Linked DNA regions of Homo sapiens: region 2 is linked to region 1. The links are chromatin loops, found by intact Hi-C in ENCODE. Cell type or tissue: heart left ventricle. All regions are shown on one strand. Links, peaks and the distances in the headings refer to the core of each region. The heading gives the core; the rest is flanking DNA. Region 1 overlaps NEUROG2-AS1 (NEUROG2 and ZGRF1 antisense RNA 1). Region 2 overlaps LINC02945 (long intergenic non-protein coding RNA 2945).

Region 1 (9,850 bases), core at 829-8,828:
ACTCTTCTCATAGTCCTCCTAAAAGAAAACCTGCCAAGGATGTGGATGTGTCCAGTCCAGTAGGGACTGAAGGAACATGTGGGAGCAGACACAGAATTTGTTTGTAAATTTGAATAAAATATAAGGACAAGAAAGCTAGGTTCTGAGGAAATGATCAAGACTTTTAAAAACAAATACCTGAATGATAGGAGGAACCTTGGTTTTTCAGTCTTTAGATATCTATATCGCTTCACAGGAGTTGCCTGCAAAGAAATACAAGCCAAAATAGATTAATGTAATGAAAACAAAGGAAAATTTATTTTAGTGTCAGTGGAGATACCTGTCTTTGGACACGTTGCTTTAAACTTTTGGTTTAGCTAGGAAGTGCTGGGTTGATTTAATGATAAAATATATTTGGGGGAAGAACAGAATTGGAATCCAGTTAAGTAGAAGTAGAGACTTAAAGGGAAACTTGGTGAGCCTCATATAACCCCAAATAACAATGAGATCAAGCTGGGTTTGATGCTTAGTGCCAGTGAAACACACAATGGATTTCTTTAGTTGATTGTTAACAGTATTTGGACATCTGACTCTCCAGTTTTTTTATTCTCCCAGGATTTTATGTTTTTATGACTCACTGAAAGGGCACATGTTTTCCTGTGACAAAATCCAAACCTTCTATACTGTCTGTGAGTGATAAGTTAATAATGCATATTTAAGTATATCCTACACAGATGCTTAGTAATGGTAAAATTGTATTAAGGTAAACTACACACTTCCTATTCTGGAAGTTTCCTGCAAAAGGAAAAACTATTCCAACAATGTCAAGAAACTTAGGATTATGTACATATTCAAACATTGCTATAAATCAATTTCTAATCACTAAACGTAAAGCCATCATCGGGTTTATAGAATTTTATTTTTTTTAATGAGGGCTTCTTTGGGCATATGCAGTGATGTATGTCCGATTACTATAAAAAGTACATCTGTAAATGAGAACACGTGGACACAGGGAGGGGAACATCACATACTGGGGCCTGCGGGGGTGGGGGGAAGAGGGCTGGGGGACAAGGGGAGGGAGAGCATTAGGACCAATACCTAATGCATGCAGGGACTTAAAATCTAGATTATGGGTTGATAGGTGCAGCAAACCGCCACAGCACATGTTGAAACAAACCTGCACATTCTGCACACGTATATCCCAGAACTTAAAATGTAAAAAAAAGTATAAAACAATTTTTAAAAGTACATCTGTTAAAAAAAAAAAAAGACGCTCTCTATATACCCTGGAACTCTTAAAAATTTTGGTTGTGTGTTTGTACTGTAGCCTTCAAGAGCTGACTTACACTTGATCACAGAGCATTTCTGAAAATATTTCTCACTGTGAAAAATATCATTTTTAAAAAGAAAAGAAACACCCAAGGACAACCTCATACAATCCAAAGACCAACTGTTCATACTCACAGTTGCCTAGATAACAGAATTGTATTTGTTCAGCATTTTGCTTAGTTTTGCAGGAAAAAGAAAGCAATTTCGATTTGTACTCAGCTTTGCGAAGGCATAACTAATGCCAAATATCCTTAGCTGTACTCTTCTAGCACTCTTTTAACTTAAATAAATTCAAGAGGCACTTGTGTGGTCTAAAAGATTGTCCAGATGAAACGAGGCTGAAATGTTCTGTGAAGGGGGAGGGGAGTGAGTGAATAGCATCAGCCAGGATGGTGACCGAGGGCCGCTCCTGTCCATTGCATGAACTGTCCTAAGGGGTCAAACTGTTCATCTTCAGCCCTTCTTTCAGTGCGGAATCCTACTTTAAGAGAACAAAAGCTCAAAGCAGACAGTTTTCAAGAAATGGGAGCACAATGATTTAAACTCATCCCCAAGCCTCAGAAAGAAAGGGAGCTGAGTGCGTGTAGTGAGAGACAAGTGGAGTAAGGGGAGGGGTGAGAGGGTGGGGATCTTTAGAAAGTCTTTGTTGCTTCTAAGAAGCTTGAACTTTGAGACGACCCAAAAGCCCTAAAGTTTAGGGTAGGTGTTGCTGTGGAGCCATAGGCTACATTCCCTCCACACTTCGACCTCACAAGTTGCGAAAGAGGACAAATGGTCGCCGCGCTAGTCCCTTGCTGTTGCAGGTGACTGTCGGGGGCGCGAAAGAGGGCGCCCTTCCCTGAGAGGACAAAAGCCAAGGTTTGGCTATCCAGCGAGCCTGTCCCCCAATTCACAGTAAACCACCGTCGGCCAAAGGAGATGGCGTGTCTACTCTCTGCTAAAATAACAAGATGAAGTACCTGACAAGGGGGCTTTGTAACCCAAATCCTAATCCTCCGAGTGAGTTCTCAGAAAGATGGAAAGATGGCGGGAAAAAGTTGGTAAATCCTAAACATCTTTTACATCAACGGTCTCTAGTTCTTCGCTGCAGGCTAGAAACGCAGCTTCCAGAGCAGGAGAGCCTGGTATGGAAACAATTAGCTTTCTCCGCAGAGCACCCCTTGCAACGCTAGGATTCGTTATTGATAGTGGTGAGCGCTGGGAATGAGTGTGAATTCGGAGTTTCTGACGGTCCCCTATCCGGGAGCCAAGGAAGCCAAGGAGAAAACAATGTAAATTCGCCCCGATCCCCAGTTACTGCATCCCACATGGTATTCTCGGTCTCCCCCACGTTTTCCCCTTGAATCCTGTCCGGGGAGGATTCGGCTTGAACCTAGCCCTGGAGAGGTCCCGGCCAGGTCACTGAACTGCGCTTCACTGCGCCAGCCCCTCCCCTTCAGTATTTTCATCGCGTCCGAGGAATCGGCATCCACCACAGCAGACAGAAGGCAGGGAAGATCATCCCCCAGGCCCCAAGCCCCACTCTAGAGACCCTGGCCCCAAGCCCGCACGACGTGCTCTGGTGCCTCCAAGCCAAACATTCCGGGATTCGGCTTGACACACAAGGTCAGTCAGCTTGCTAGCGCGGAATCGGCCCCGCAGGTGCTAGGAGGCTCACTTCCTTCTTCGCAGACGCTATACCCTATCCCCACCTGCTCTGGGGAAGGCAAAGCTCCGCAGACTTCTTATCCCTGAGGCAACCCGCTACCCAAATGTCCCTCTTCTTTCCCACGAAGGAAAGAAATTACCGTAGGAGATTTTGCCAATCCATGCCAGCTTTCTGATTGTTTTCTTCAGGTAAGGGGAAAAGAACAGCCAGCGCGTGAATGGAGAGCTGAGGGCCCACTAGGGAGAGAACCTCTTCCCCACCCTTCGGTGCCTGCAAAAAGGGACATTGGCTATCCAGGGGAAAGTGCAAGAAAGAGAGCACTAATCGCTGAACCAGGAGACAAACACGATTACCAGCTCCGAGCCTTGAGTCAGAAAGTCTCATAGACTTTAAGATGTTAATCCCCAGCATAATCCTTCCTTTGGCGTGTAGGAATAGTGCAGCCACAAGAGTTGTTTTGTTATTTATATTGGCGTTTAATAAAACTCAGCCAGTGGTGAATGGGCTGCCCACTCTCCAATGGTAATTAATTCCCTATTTCAGTGACCCAATTGTCCTGGGACAGAGCGGTGGGCCCGTCCCAGTGCCCCGATCCCCCTTTGTGCGGATACACTGCCCTCGTGCTTCAACAGCTATGGAAACTCATTCTTTTGATGTCATTCAAGGAGTTTTCCTTGGGCATCTTCTAAACTTCAAGGACCCTTTTCTTTCTGCGTTTCATGAAAAGCAGTGCGAGCTTGACCACCTCTGTAGAATTTAATGATTTGGTGAAAGGGCCCTTTGGGATTTGTGTAAGGAGTTAGACAGAGAGAAAGGAAATTTGGCAGCCTGCTCCCTCGCAGGGACCGTCCCTAACCTGGAAAACACAGAACTTTGAGAAATGGATAAAGATCTTGAAAGCTGATTTTCCCTCTCCTTTCCCCACTAAGGAAAAAAAAATACCCAAAACAAACAAAACAAAACTTAATTCTCTTCTGGAAATAAATGTATCGTTTATTGTTGCTGATACAAATTAAAAGGGTGATGTTGAGGTAAATAAGTTCGAATCTTTAGCAGAGACTCTTCCTTAATCTGTACCTTTTGGGAAAAGGATATCAGTTTATTACTTTAATTGATTCATTGAATCATTTCTCCTTCCTACATTCAAACTACACTTAATGAACACCCAGTGTATGTCAAACACTGTACTAGGCCCAGGAAACACCGACGCACAAGACGCACATTCCTACCCCCACAGAGCTTACATTCAAAAGGTATTAAAAATCGTTTTAGTGGTCGGGCACGCGGTGGCTCATGCCTGTAATCCCAGCGCGTTGGGAGGCCGAGATCGCTTGAGCTCAGGAGTTTGAGACCAGCCTAGGCAACAGGGCAAATCTGTGTCTCAAAAAAAAAAAAAAAAAAAAAAAATTAGCCAGGCTTGGTGGTACGTGCCTGTAATCCCAGCTACTCGGGAGGCTGAGGTGGGAGAATCACTTGAGCCCGGAAACGGGAGGTTGCAATGAGACGAGATCGCACCACTGCACTCCAGCCTGGGCAATAGAGTGAGACCGTGTCTACAGAAAAAAATTGTTTTATATATCAGAAAAGGATACGTGTATGTAACAATAAAACTGTGTAATGCAATAGTGTTGGGAGACGGGGGTATGGTTTATTTTCAGGGATCTAAAGATATACTTTAGAATCTAAAACATTGGGGGTTGACACTTATTGCTGATTTATCCATTCTTTCTTTCCCCCCGAAGTATTTCTCGAGCGCCTACCGAGTGCCAGGCGCCTAGCGAGGCGCAGCGTTAGCACCAGGCGCGAACCAGACAGCTGTGGCCTGCCTGGTAGAAACGACCCTGCGATAACGCAGTTGCTAGTACAGCTCTCGGCGGAGGAGCCAGGGCCGGGTCTCCAGGCCGGGAGGGGGCGGCCGCGGTGCGCCCGGGCAGCGCTCCCTGCGCAAGTAGTTCTTCTATGTCTTTACACGCACTTCCAAAAAAACTTCGCAAGTCACAGAAACAATTCAGAATTCAACTAAGAAAATACAGAGTGAACCATATGGCCTGGGTGGCTCGAGTCGGCTGCATTTTCCTCCAGACAAAGAAGGGATTGAGGGTTGAAGGAAAGGAGAAAAAAAACCAACTTTCCGGCTGATGAAGCTGTTGTCTGGAGGCAATGATCCCAAATCTGAAGGCTTTATTCCGGCTCCGACGGAGACGTGATATGTCATATGATTAGCATCTTTCATATTTACAAGAGTGGTATGGGCTGCCAATCTTGAGAGAAAGGCGAGAGAAAGAAGGGGGCATATGCTGAAATGGATTTAGCATTTGAAAGAGAGAAAGGAGATCGGATAAATACACTTAAACGAGGATTTAGTTTTACTCCTGTTGAGTTCTAATAGATTGTTGATTGAGATTTTAGGGGCCTGGAACCGAGGTGTCAGCAGTAATTTAAAGAAGGTATTCAGTCCGCCAGCGTCTCTTTTCTCCGTTTCCCCCTTCCACCCCTCCCACCCCTCCCTCATTTACGCCTTCAAGCAGTATGGGGGCGGAGAAGACTTTTAAAACAAAACACAAAACAAGATCTTTTGCGAGAGCGGTGTCCGAGGGAGCCGGAGCGCTGACAGGTGTGCAGGAGGCGCCCCCTACAGCCTGCTGCCCCTCTCGGGGTTACACTCCCTTCCTGCCGCACCTGAGCGTTTTCAGGACGCGCTCTGGTCCTGGAGGGCCGGGCCCGCCCGAGGGCAGCCGATTCACGGCGGGCGCGCTGCGAAGTCGGGGCGCCCCCTGGTGGGGCACGGAGGTCGAGGGGGTATCCTGAGAGCACCGCGGGGCTTCGGGGCCGCGGGGGAGCTCCCAAGACAGCCGGCCACCGGGGGACAGTGGATTTGGGGTCTCCTCGAGGTCGGTCCGGGGACGCCCTCTGGGAAGCTTCACCTGCGGCTCAGGTTACAAACGCACAGTGCCCAGCCACGTCCTCACCTGCAGTTTCAAAAGCCGAAAGAAACAAACACAAAACACCTCCCCTAGGGTTCTGATAGTTGCCAAGTTTAAGAACAACCGGATTTAAGCCCCACGGGTTTCGTTTTCTTTTGTTTTGAGGATTTAGCAAATCAGCTAGAAGTGACGCCAAGACCCAATAGGCTGGGGAAAAGGACTTGGTCTCCAGGCTCAAAAGGACTCAGATGCACTGAGTGGGTACAGACTTTGTGTATTATATCATGTCTGTACAGATGTTTTCTTTACGCACCCAGAGCCACGTTCAGATTCATTCTCCAGACTGCTTGTCGTTCCCCCAGTACATTTTAATTATCATCCGAATTGGTATTTGATGTTCATTTTTAGCTAGATGTCCCGAGTGTAAAACGTTGGGCGGGGACAGAGAGGCGTTCAGCATCATTTGCCTTAGGCCTTAGTTCATGGGTCCAGACACCCAAACTTCTATTTCCGCTCGCCATTTTCATCTGTTTCCCACTTGACTTTACTTGTCCTTAACTTCGTCAACAAATTACTGTGCTTTCCCAAGGATCTAAGGTAACTTAAGGACTTACCATTTTACCACTTTACCTGTTAATTGGAACGAATTTAAGTTGCCCACATTTATCAACAGTAGAGACTAATAATACATTATACAATAGTTTACTACAAAATTTTGGTAGTAAATGTATTTACATATAATTGCTACAATAACAAAATGTCATGCAGACATTAAAATTATATTTCTGATGGATATTTAATTTTTTAATCTCATAATGTTTAGTATGACCCCAGTTTATAGATATTTGTATCTAAATGATTGGACAGACATATAAGCTCATACATCCTAGAGTGAAAAATATATTCATAGTGGTTTTTTTTCCATTGAGTAGTGGTAAGTTAAGTTTTTATCTCTGTGTTTTCTAGGTAAATACTGGAACATTCATAATCAGAAGTTGTTATTTTTTAAAATGCCAGCCTTCTGGAGAATGCCTTTTCTTTTGTAGTCTCTGTCAAACATTGGAAGGAAATTTCAGTTCAGAGATGTCTGAAGTGGGGTAAGTTATATCGTAGAACTCATCCACAGTTAAAATTAAGGCCCCAGGAGTTGAGCCATTTGCACTGACATGGGATACTGTAATTTTAAGACAAACGTTTAAAACTCATTCTTGAACTATCAATGGAAACACTGTTGTAGAGAAGAGGAACATACATTGCAATTTCAGTATTCTTGTTAAATCAAAATTCCTGGGGCTGGACAGAGAAAGGAAAGCTCCTCAATGCTGGATCACATAACTTTTCAGAGAGATGAGACCTCATCATAGGGTTCTGGTGGATTTCTAAAGAAATACTTGATTTTTTTTGTTTGTTTGTTTTTGTTTTTTGAGACAGGGTCTTGCTCTGTCACCCAGGCTGGAGTGCAGTGGCATCATCCCACTCAATGCAACTTCCTCCTTCCAGGTTCAAGCGATTCTCCCACCTCAGCCTCCAGAGTAGCTGTAACTACAGACAGCACCACCACACCCTGCTAATTTTTGTATTTTTAGTAGAGACGGGGTTTCACCATGTTGTCCAGGCTGGACTCGAACTCTTGGGCTCAAGTGATCTGTCTGCTTCAGCTTCCCAAAGTGCTGGGATTACAGGCATGATCCTCTGTGCCCAGCCAGATTAAAAAAAAAAAAAAAAAGTCTCAAAGTAATACATTCCTTTATTTAATAACACTTGCCAGCGGGAAATTCTTTGTGTCTAATCTTTCTTAAATGTGTTTCTTCTTGACCTGCCCTCAGCCATAATTAAAAACTTTCCTTTTTCATTTTGTGCTTGGAAATATAGCATCTATGGCTACTGTTTTAAAAATAATCAGGATTCAGAAAATACTTGATTCTGAGTTTTGCTTTCCTATGTTGTTAGGCTTTTGGCTTTCTCTGTGACAGAAGCCATCTTTATCCTGAAGGACACAACTGTGGGTTTCTATTTAACTGCATTTTTATAGCACCAGTCACCACGCTGAAACTATGTTGTATTATTGTTGGGTGCATGAGACAGCAGGACTGAGAATAAGAGAAAGGAAAGGATTTGCAAGAGGATAATGGCATTCTTCTCAGCAAATTCTCTTTTTCTCCAGGGTTTTTATTTTTGAGGATTTGAGGCTTCATTTTCTCTTGAAGGAAGAAAAAGATTAATCTCACAATACAATAATGTACAGAAAAATCAAGATACCTTTCTAAGGCTATATGGTAAAAGTCTACTAAGAAATTTTGTAAAAACAAAATAGACTAGAAATAAAAAATAAAACTCTATGTCAATATTAACCGAAACCCAAACCCTATTAATATCCTAAGTAGAAGACAGCTTTCACCTTGTTTTGTTTCTTTTTCAAATTTCCCAGCTGGGGAGATTCTAATATGCCACTAAAAGGTGGAGAAAATTATAATTTTATTATCTGCATGAATTTGGTGAGTTCTTTCTTTCTTTATTTGAGACAGGGTCTCGCTTCTGTCATACAGGCTGGAGTGCAATGGCATGATCACGGCTCACTCACTGCAGCCTCGACTTCCCTGGCTCAGGTGATCCTCTCACCTTAGCCTCTTGAGTAGCTGGGACTACAGGAGTGTGCCACCATGCCCAGCTAATTTTTGTATTTTTTGCAGAGACGGGGTCTTGCCATGCTGTCCAAGCTGGTCTCAAACTCGTGAGCTCAAGAGATCTGTCCACCTCAGCCTCCCAAAGTGTTGGGATTACAGGCATGAGCCATCACACCCGGCCTAGTCTTATTCTTATACTTCAAATAATTTGAGTTACATTGGATTTGAGACCAACAATATTCTCAGAAAACAAATGATCAGAGGTTTAAGGAAATTGTATTAGGTTTCAGCGTGTTGTTTCTTAAGATAAATTTCTGGCCACCCAAAAAGTCACATGGTATTTTGATTTCTTCTCTGAGTCTTCCTTTGGCTCTCAGTGTCTTATAAAATTGGCATCAAGAATGTTGTGTTTCCAGCTGGGCATAGTGGCTCATGCCTACAATCTTAGCACTTTGGGAGGCAGAAGCAGGAAGATTAATTGAATCCAAGAGTTCCTGGATGCACTGAACCAGATGGTGCAACTGCACTATGGCCTGAGCAACACAGAGGGACTGTTTCTGAAAAAGGAGTAGTGCCTCATTGAAATAAAAGCCTTTTCCGGCCGGGTGCAGTGGCTCACACCTGTAATCCCAGCACTTTGGGAGGCTGAGGCAGGTGGATCACTTGAGGTCAGGAGTTTGAGACCTGCCTGGCCAACATGGTGAAACCCCATCTCTACTGAAAATACAAAAATTAGCTGGACGTAGTGGCTCTTGCCTGTAATCCCAGCTACTCGGGGGGCTGAGGCAGGAGGATCTCTTGAACCTGGAAGGTGGCCAGGTTGCAGTGAGCCAAGATCATGCCACTGCACTCCAGCTGGGTGGCAGAGTGAGACTCCATCTCAAAAATAAATTAAAAGCCTTTTCCTTCCCTCTCATCCCAAAAATTCAAAGTGCTTTTTTCTCCCTAATAAAATAGAGGTGAAATAAACCACATAGAATTTTTAAAGTAATAATAAGAAACATATGGATACAGCCTCCTAAGAATTCAGTAGTAATCTCTTGGTTCCAAGTATTTGGCCAAGAAAGAATATCTAGATAGTTATTTCAGTCACAACTTGCTGGCATTGGAATTTCTCTTTAATTTGATATTTAAGAAGATACGTATCTGCAGAACACAAAGTGATTTTTCTTTACTCGCCCAGGTAATTTAATCAGTGTGGAGAACCAAGTTAAAAGTTAGGTCAAGATAGCATTCATAGAGATGAAGACCATCACTTTTTCCTCCTCCTCCTTATTGGACAGTGTATAGTCTATGGCTATGGCAAGGCTGTGTCAGTGCTCTTGACAAGAGTGTTCTTGACAAAG
Region 2 (9,850 bases), core at 735-8,734, 450 kb before region 1:
TCTACAAAGAACTTAAGCAAATTTACAAGAAAAAGTCAAACAACCCCATCAAAAAGTGGGCAAAGGATATGAACAGACACTTCTCAAAAGAAGACATTTATGCAGCCAAAAAACACATGAAAAAATGCTCATCATCACTGGCCATCAGAGAAATGCAAATCAAAACCACAATGAGATACCATCTCATACCAGTTAGAATGGCGATCATTTAAAAGTCAGGAAACAACAGGTGCTGGAGAGGATGTGGAGAAATAGGAACACTTTTACACTGTTGGTGGGACTGTGAACTAGTTCAACCATTGTGGAAGACAGTGTGGCGATTCCTCAGGGATCTAGAACTAGAATTACCATTTGACCCAGCCATCCCATTACTGGATATATACCCAAAGGATTATAAATCATGCTGCTATAAAGACACATGCACACGTATGTTTATTTCGGCACTATTCACAATAGCAAGGACTTGGAACCAACCCAAATGCCCATCAATGATAGACTGGATTAAGAAAATGTGGCACATATACACCATGGAATACCACGCAGCCATAAAAAAGATGAGTTTATGTCCTTTGCAGGGACGTGGATGAAGCTGGAAACCATCATTCTCAGCAAACTATCCCAAGGACAGAAAACCAAACACCACATGTTCTCACTCATAGGTGGGAATTGAACAATGAGAACACTTGGACATAGTAAGGGGAACACCACACACCGGGGCCTATCATGGGGTGGGGGGAGGGGGGAGGGATAGCATTAGGAGATATACCTAATGTATATGACAAGTTAATGGGTGCAGCACACCAACATGGCACATGTATACATATGTAACAAACCTGCGCATTGTGCACATGTACCCTAGAACTTAAAGTATAATAATGAAATTAAAAAATAAAGAAAATATAATGCTAAGTGAAAGAAACCAGACACAAAAGACCACATGTGATTCCACTTATAGGAAATGTCCAGAATGGGCAAATCCTGACACAGAAAGGAAATTATGGAAAGAGAGAATTTGGGACAAACTGCTAATAAATACAGGATCTGGGGGAAGGAGGGAATTGAAAAGTTCTAGAATTAACTAATGGTGATAGTTGCACAACTTGGTGAATCCACTAAAAACCATAAAGTGTACACTTTAAACTGGTGAATTTTATATTGTGCAAGGTATATGTCAATTTTTAAAAATACTCTTGAAAAAGTCAAGCCAGTGAGTACCTTTAGTGAGGTTGGTAATTAAGAAAGAGCTTTCAGCGAGCCCCAGATGGGCTTTGGGGAAGCTGGAGCAGCATTTTTTAAAATGTGGATTGTGGTTATTTGTTTTAAAATAGTTTATTAAGCTGTGTATTTACGCTTTAAGTGCAATTCTGAATGTGTCTTATATTTTATAATAATTTTTAAGAGAGAAAAAGGTGGAGATAGTAAACTGGCATCTATATATTGTTTCCAAAAAGAAATTAAAGTAGTGAAATTAACATGAAATTTCATTTCTTTGGAAATGAGATAAATTAATGTATATTTAAGGTAATGATTTTTATGTATACTACATACATGTATTGGTATCATAAACATATTCTTATATTTCAAATAGGTATCTTAAAAGATGTGTATTGTTGATGAAAGGATTGTTTAAAATTGAAATAAAATCAGAGAAACAAGGATTGGAAACAAATAACACTAACCTCAAAAATTTACGAACAATAAAAAGGTAATTGTATACTTCCCTAAAAAGTAAAAACAATGACAAATTAATTTGTAACTAAATGAACAGTTTTGTGGACCATGAGAAAAAAAATCAGAGAACTAGATAGTTTTATTTCAAAAATATACACTTAAAAATTATCTGCAATATATCCAACTTGTATTCTTTGCCCGCCCACCCACTTTCCTCTTTCCTTTCCCTTCTCTTTCTCCTCCTCCTCCTCTTCTTTCTTCTTTTATTATTTAATACTCAAAGGGTGCCAAAAAGGAAAATAGAATAAAGTAGAATAAAGAAAGCAAAAATAAGGAATGTCAAGAGGAAAACTTTCACTTAATTTTACCATTTCTTGACATTAAGTAATGGGTACACTCATAAAAGTTTCTTGTAAATCAAATTACTTTAAATATTCTGGAAAAGTAATTGCAAAATGTATACCTAATAATAGGGCATTCTTCTTAAAATTGAAGCATTCTATTACAGTTCAAATAAACATTTCTGAAATTTGTACAATTGGGATTATTACTCTATATTTATTTAATTTTCCTAAAGAAGGATAACTTTGGTGATATGTTTACTGGATAGATGTATTATTTTTTCCATAATTGAAAATTTTAGTTTCAATCTTGGAAGGCAATATAAAGTAATAGTTATGAACAGTCATTCTAGAATCAAATATTGTTTTATATTCTGGCCACATTATCAATAAGCTATGTGATTTTTGATAAAGTAATTAACTTATTTGTGCTTCAGTCTCCTTATCTTTAAAAAGAACATAATAATAGTACATACAGCATTGGGTTTTTGTGAGGAATAAATGAAATAAATACGTGTTTGTGTGTGGTTGGGTGTGCAGAGAGAGTTTACAATAAAATTTCAGCACATAATCAGTACTAGTAGAACTAGTGGTAATAATATCTATTACTTCATATACTATGAATCTTTCTCTAAAAAGCCTACCATATCTATGTGTATTAGTCTATTTTCACACTGCTATAAAGAAATATCCAAGACTGGGTAATTTATAAAGGAAAGAGGTTTAATTGACTCACAGTTCCACATGGCTGCAGAGGTCTCCGGAAACTTACAATCATGGCAGAAGCTGAAGGGGAAGCAAGCAACTTCTTTACAAGGCAGCAGGAGAAAGAAGAATGAAGGAGGAACTTCCAAACACTTATAAAACCATCAGATCTCGTGAGCACTCACTCACTATCATGAGAACAGCATGGGGGAAACCACCCCCATGATCCAATCACCTCCCTCCCTCCACACGTGGGGATTACAGGTCCCTCCCTCAACACATGGGGATTACAATTCGAGATGAGATTGGGTGGGGACACAGAGCCAAATCATATCACTATGAAGGGTGTTGTGGGAAGTCAGGGACCCTGAACAGAGGGACCAGCTGGAGCTGAGGCAGAAGAACATAAATTGTGAAGATTTCATGAACATTTATCACTTCCCAAAATTAATACTCTTGTAATTTCTTATGCCTGTCTTTAATCTCTTAATCCCATTATCTTTGTAAGCTGAGAATGTACGTCACCTGAGGATCACTATTGTACAAATTGATTGTAAAATATGTGTGTTTGAACAATATGAAATCAGTGCACCTTAAAAAAAAAACAGAATAACAGTGATTTTCAGGGAACAAGGGAAGACAACCATAAGGTCTGACTGCCTGCAGGGTTGGGCAGAATACAGCCCTATTTTTCTTCTTGCAGGGAGCCTATAAACGGACGTGCGAATAAGAGAAATATCACTGAATTCTTTTCCCAGCAAGTAATAACCCTGGGGAAGGAATGCATTCCTTGGGGGAGGTCTATGAACAGCCGCTCTGGGAGTGTCTGTCTTATGCAGTTGAAATAATGACTGAAATACGCTCTGGTCTCCTGCAGTGCCCTCAGGCTTACTAGGATTGGGAAATTCCAGCCTGGTAAATTCTAGTCAGACCAGTTATCTGCTCTCAAACTCTGTTTCCTGTTAAGATGTTTATCAAGACAATACGTGCATGGCAGGACATAGACCCTCATCAGTATTTCTAATTTTGCCTTTGCCTTGTGATCTTTATTGCCCTTTGAAGTATGTGATCCTTGTGACCTACTCCCTGTTCATACACCCCCTCCCCTTTTAAAATCCCTAATAAAAACTTGCTGGTTTTGTGGCTCGGGGTCATCATCACGGTCCTACCAATATGTGATGTCATCCCCAGAGGCCCAGCTGTAAAATTCCTCTCTTTGTACTCTTTCTCTTTATTTCTCAGACCAGCCAACACTTAGGGAAAATAGAAAAGAACCTATGTTGAAATACTGGGGCTGGTTCCCCCAGTAAATGGGAAAAAAAAATCCTTCTTACCTAAGATCCTTTTTTCCAACCAAAATCCAATCCAAGAAAAAAGTATCCTTTAAATCCAAACTCATTTCCTTAGCTATTAATGCAGTTTATCATAGCTACATATTGAAAGTTACAAATATGCCAGGCTTTGTCCATGTAGAACATCATTTTTTAATCTGTCAGCTTCTGACATTAATAACACTGCAAAAAGAAGGACAGGAAATTACTCCTTTGACTCCTTCATGATAAAAAAAAATTAAAATTTTATCTGATAAAATGAAACACCCAACATAGACCTCTTATTTTATCCCATAATACACACAAAGCAGTAATTTTACTTGAACATTGCTTCCTGATGTGCCTAGTTCTATAGTTAATTCCAAAAGTCCTATATGTTCAAGCAATGCTTCTCGTGTTGATTTTCTCATGTAGGTATGATCTGTTTTACTCACTGAAGCCAGAGTGGGTTTTTTTTTTTTTTAATATCTGATTATGGCACTTAACTGCTTAAAATCCTTCAATGTCCGTACATTGTTTTTGGAATAAGAAGCTAAATCCTGGATACAACCTTCAAGGCCTTACATGATTTAGTCTCAACTTCCTTTTCAGCCTCATTGCTAATTACTGTCTACTTCGATTGCTGAGCCTTGACCCCCAAACCTGCTTCCAGTTCCCTGTATGCTTCTCCTTCATAGCACTTAACACAATTGATGTTAATTATTTGTGCTAAGGGTTTGCCTAATACCACTTACCATACTAGATTGTAAGCTCCATGAAAATAGCAAGTATAAACATCTTACTTGCTATTGTATCCCGGCATCTAATCTGGTACGTGGTGCATACTCAATAAATATTTATACAGCACATGAATACCTAAGGGAGAATCTCATATTTTTATTTCTTTGCATTCCCTCAAGTTAAAACACAAGAAATATTATGATGAATTTAAATGTCAAATAAGACACCTAATACATATACTTAGCCTAGAACTGTGCCAGACTCAGTAATTATTTATTGCTTATTATATATTGAACACATATATCACTTCTTTGCCTTTTGACTAAGATCATGTGTAAGATATATTAAATGATATTATTACTGGTCAATATCTGACTATAAAGTCATAAAACATTTACTAAAAATTGATACTAATATTAAGCCTTCCTGAAATAGTCCTATTGAATTTCCATAAATAAGAGGAAAACTTAAATGAAAGTTTGCTATTTTAACTTCTGTGGCATTTAATCAAAACAATTCAGTAGTAATGTAACTAGAATGGCCCATATAACTGGCTTGGAATGCATGTTTGGTCATATCTTGTATATTTCCATGGAATCACCCTCTCCCCCACTTGTCTGTATTAATAGAAAATCCATTATCTCTCTCTTGAGACCTACCCTTTCCCACTCTTGAGTCCAGTGGCTTACTCACTCTAAACTCCTGGCTGATGGAGAAAACTTCCTGGGCTCAGCAAGGCTGTTGTTTCTTTCATTGCCACTAGATGTCGTTGTTGAAACCTAATATACATTCACAATCTGATGGCGGTGGCATGTCTATCCTCAGCAAAATCCTTTACAGACCCAGACCCTGTATAACTGCACACTTGAGTGTAAATCAGGGCTCTTCAATCTCCTACTCAGATGTCCAGTTTTCTTCTCAAAGCATGAAAATCAGGCTAGGGTGGCTGAGTCTAGAGGGGTTTACAGCCCTGGTAACATATTATGTCAGAACCAACTTACCCCATGACCTGCAAACAAAGGGGCCCCAGTTCAAATATGTCTCCTTGAAATATTTTGTTTATCCATACTGTGTTTGAAATTTCATATAAAAATTTTCACACAGGTCGGGCACAGTGGCTCACGCCTGTAATCCCAGTATTTTGGGAAGCCATGGTGGGCAGATCACTTGTGGTCAGGAGTTTGAGACCAGCCTGGCCAACATGGTGAAACCTCCTCTCTAATAAAAATACAAAAATTTAGTTGGGCATGGTGGCGTGTGCCTGTAATCCCAGCTACTCAAGAGGCTGAGGCAGGAGAATCACTTGAACCCAGGAGGCAGAGGTGGCAGTGAGCCAAGATCACACCACTGTACCCCAGCCTAGGTGACAGAGCCAGACTGTCTCATTAAAAAAATTTTTTTTTAATTTATAAAAATTTTTCACCCAAACAAGCTGTATCTCCAGTTTCTCTTGGATAATACTGCAGTACTGAGCTCCTATCCGGCACAGCAACACCATCTGGGGCTGAATCGCAATAGCATCTCTCACCTCCTCCATATCAGATTGCTCAAGGCAAGCACTTCGCTGCAGTGCCCTCCACTCCACATTCCCTGATGCTGGTTGTTACTTGCCACAGCCAATTGAATGTATGGTGCCTGTTCTAGGCCCTGATGGCTGTGCAAGAGCAAAAATCCAGGGTCCACCTTTTCTCACAGGTTTTCCTATGTAGATCTGTGGCCCTTACCTGCCACTAGATGTGAGTCAAGGACACTTTTGTCCATCAGAGAAGTCTCCAGGACCTTTCCTCCCAAAAGGCTCACTGACCCCCAACCACCCAGTAACAAGCTCTGCAGACAAGACCAGCCACATAATTTGCAAAGCCCAATGCAAATGGAAATTCAGGACCTTTTGTTCAAAAGTCAGGAAAAGAGTGCCAGTAAAAGTACTACTATATTAAATGTTTTCCTTTCTTCCACAGTCTCTCTCTCTTCTCCTGTCATGGTGATTTTTATTTGCTATTTAAAGTTATGCTCCCTCAGGCATGGGAATACTTGCAGGGCAAGTACAGATCTTCACAGGTGCCCAGGAGCCCTGCCTGTGACCCTATGCATGTAGCCCACGACCTCTCTGCATCCACCAAACTGACAGGCTGTGCCCTACTCAGGGGCGGAAAGGTCATTCGCCTCTTCCCACAGTTCCATGGTCCCACTGTCCCAACCCAGAGTGGATGGGCAACCACCACGGAATGGGAACCTCCATGCCATGCATTCAGTGTCTGGATATGGTGGGCCAAAGACTTTCCTGCCAACTCACTCACCAAATGTACCGTGGAGTTACCAGCCTGGGGCAGGGACAGCCACCACCTCGCCCTGCCCTGAGATGCTGTGGGGCACACATCGACCCTGAACCTCCCATATCGGTGTTCAAGCCCCCACTAGGGGAAAAAGGCAATGGCAGAATGCTGCCCATCTCAACCCCAACACCCTTGAGGTGACCACCTCAAGCAGAAGGCACATCAGTTAATGGGGTACAAGCAGAGAGGAAGAGGCAGGGTGAGGCCAGGGTGTGAGGGCATAGGAAGCAGGTAGCCATGAACCCATCCTGGGGAAGTGGGAGGAGGGGGACCGAGAGGGAGCTGAGGCTCCATGTCCCTGGCACATGCTCCATTTTTCCATCGGACTTCACTTATGAAAATACAAATTCTAAAATAAAACTACAAGGAATGTCATGACAGCAACTGCTGAGCATTAAGCCCAGTTATGGGGCCCTTCTGAGCTGGGGATCCTGTGTGACTGCACTGTTCTCACACCCTAAGGCTGGCCCTGTCAGCAGACAGTGGGATCTGAAGAGAAGAAACTTTGAAGCCACAAAAAGTTTTTGTTACACACTTCCTCCAGGGCCATGGGGGCCTAATTACCATATGTTTCAGAACTTAGTGGGGCACTCAAGTGACTCTTCTCTGAAGAAGAAAAGTTGGTTTGATTTATTCTGTGCACCTAGTGTAAAGGTGGCTGGCAGTTTCTTCATGTACATGGTGTCCGACACAGTGGTGGAGCCCTACAACACCACTTTCTCAGTCTACCAGCTCATAGAAAATGCAGGTGAGACCTTTTGCATTGATAATGAAGCTCTCTATGACATCTGCTTCAGAACCCTAAAGTTGCCCACACCCAACTATGGTGACCTGAACCACCTGGTATCTGCCACCATGAGTGGGGTCACCACCTGCCTGCACTTCCCAGGCCAGCTGAATGCTGACCTTGGGAAACTGGCCATAAACATGGTCCCATTCCCCCACCTGCACTTCTTCATGCCTGGCTTTATCCTGCTGACCAGCCGGGGCAGCCAGCAGTACCGGGCCTTGATGGTGGCTGAGCTCACCCAGCAGACGTTTGATGCCAAGACTATGATGACTGCCGGTGCGACCCCTGCAAGGCTGCTACCTAATGGCAGCTGCCATTTTCAGGGGCCACATGTCCCGGAGGGAGGTGGACGAGCAAATGCTTAACAGCGAAAACTAGAACAGCAGCTACTTTGCTGACTGGATCCCCCACAATGTGAAAACAGCTTTCTGTGACATCCCACCTCCAGGGCTAAAAATGTCTGCTGCCTTCACTGGCAACAACATGGCCATCCAGGAGCTGTTCAGGCACATTTCAAAGCAGTTCACTGCCGTGTTCAGGCACAAGGCCTTCTTGCCCTGGTGTATGGGTGAGGACATGGATGAGATGGAATTCACTGAGGCCGAGAGCAACAGGAACAACCTGATGTTTGAGTACCAACAGTACCAGGAGGAGGGAGAGTTTGAGGAGTGGGCCCAGGAGGAGGTGGCCTAGTAGAGCCTTCTGTTAGATAGAAGTGATACGAATTCTTTATTCACTCCCAGTGTGTTCTATGAAAGCTATGTCTCTCTGTGTGTGCACTTCTTGTGTGCTCACCTGTATTAAAACATTTTCATAGTAAAAAAGAAAAAGTTATCTAAGTTATACACGTTTTGCATCACCAAGCACAGTAGTTAGGCAAAGAAAATCCTCTAAGAAATTCACACTTTTTGAAGAGGGTGATTAAATCATTAGTAAGATAAAATAACAGCAACAATAATAAAAGCACTGACACCTTCCCAAGCAACAGTGTTGCCACAGAGGAAAGCAACTGGCAAGTACATTTGTGCTCATTCAGATATGATTACTGCTCTTTGCTTTTAACTGGATTTGGTAGAAAAGAAAACTAATAAAAATACATGTTTTTTTAAGTGTCCAATGAAGAAAAAAAGGAAATATAGCATATTTTATTATGGGAAGTTATCAACTTATATTGGCCAAAATCTTCTGAAGATCACCAAGTAACAGAATAGTAAACCAGTCGGGTTACAACTTAATGAGGAGCCTCAGCTTTTCTTTCCCAGTAGAACACAGACTGATAAGGAGAAGAGATAACTATTTTCTTCCATTGTTTCCCTCCTCTTTTCATCTAAGCACATTACACTGAATATTCTTTTAGATTATATCACCCTGGACTTTACCTTCTCTTTCTTCTTTCGACAGCATGATGTTAGCACATTTGATATCCAGCATATTTCACTATGTTCCTGATTCATAATTATATTATTTGAATTTAATGTTTTGTTGATGTCAACATTGAGATTATCATAGTTTTCATTAAGCATGTTTCATGTTATAGTGTGTTTTGGTCACTGGCTCAGATTATACCAATAAGGATTCTAGAAAAATTACAAAGTATATTAGTTTTATGTGGCATAAATCACTGTGCAAACATTCAATTTTATTTTATAGTCTGTTTATTATTCCATCATTCCCTCCCATGATGTTAATAGTTTAAATTTTAATACTGGAATGCAACATACAACACACAAATGATTTCATCTGGCTATTTCAATAATAAGGAAACAAATTAAATAAAAATGAAAGGGAAGTTTTTGCCATCTGCTACTTTGAAGAACTATTATTAATGCATCATCTAATTATTGTACAACTGTGTGATTCTCAGCCTTTATGTTACTTTTTTTACCTTTTTGTGAAAAAAAAAGTCTTTTATAAAGGTTCTACCTTCAAAGAGCTCTGGAGTCCTCAATTCCAGGGGCT

What was found. Hi-C counts contacts between places; a loop is a spot of excess contacts. Peaks named below come from ENCODE experiments on the same cell type or tissue, not always from the same donor. Only the 100,000 strongest peaks of a DNase experiment are listed, where the experiment ranks them.
Region 2: it touches region 1 in a loop (2.6-fold over the local background); 10 of 110 quality-filtered maps call a loop at or near these places.

The regions. Positions count from the first base shown.
Region 1 is chr4:112,518,333-112,528,182 of GRCh38, forward strand. It overlaps NEUROG2-AS1 (NEUROG2 and ZGRF1 antisense RNA 1), which reads left to right. Exons shown (of 4, transcript NR_161159.1): 2 at 6,847-6,977. It overlaps LOC124900760 (a long non-coding RNA gene), which reads left to right. Exons shown (of 2, transcript XR_007058231.1): 2 at 1-1,625. Among named protein-coding and RNA genes, the nearest start is that of NEUROG2, 7.1 kb to the left of the region's middle. RefSeq lists enhancers at 2,902-4,042, 2,991-3,690 and silencers at 4,842-4,961, 5,612-5,831. In heart left ventricle, for the core only: CTCF peaks have their summits at 5,725 (motif pointing left) and 5,925; DNase peaks (open chromatin) are centred at 4,839 and 5,729; H3K4me3 peaks cover 1,102 bases; H3K27me3 peaks cover 7,759 bases.
Region 2 is chr4:112,069,817-112,079,666 of GRCh38, forward strand. All of the region lies in intron 1 of LINC02945 (long intergenic non-protein coding RNA 2945), which reads right to left. It also overlaps the pseudogene TUBB8P3. Among named protein-coding and RNA genes, the nearest start is that of LINC02945, 38 kb to the right of the region's middle. RefSeq lists an enhancer at 7,476-7,525. In heart left ventricle, for the core only: CTCF peaks have their summits at 5,520 (motif pointing right) and 5,728; no DNase peak of the experiment used is centred there.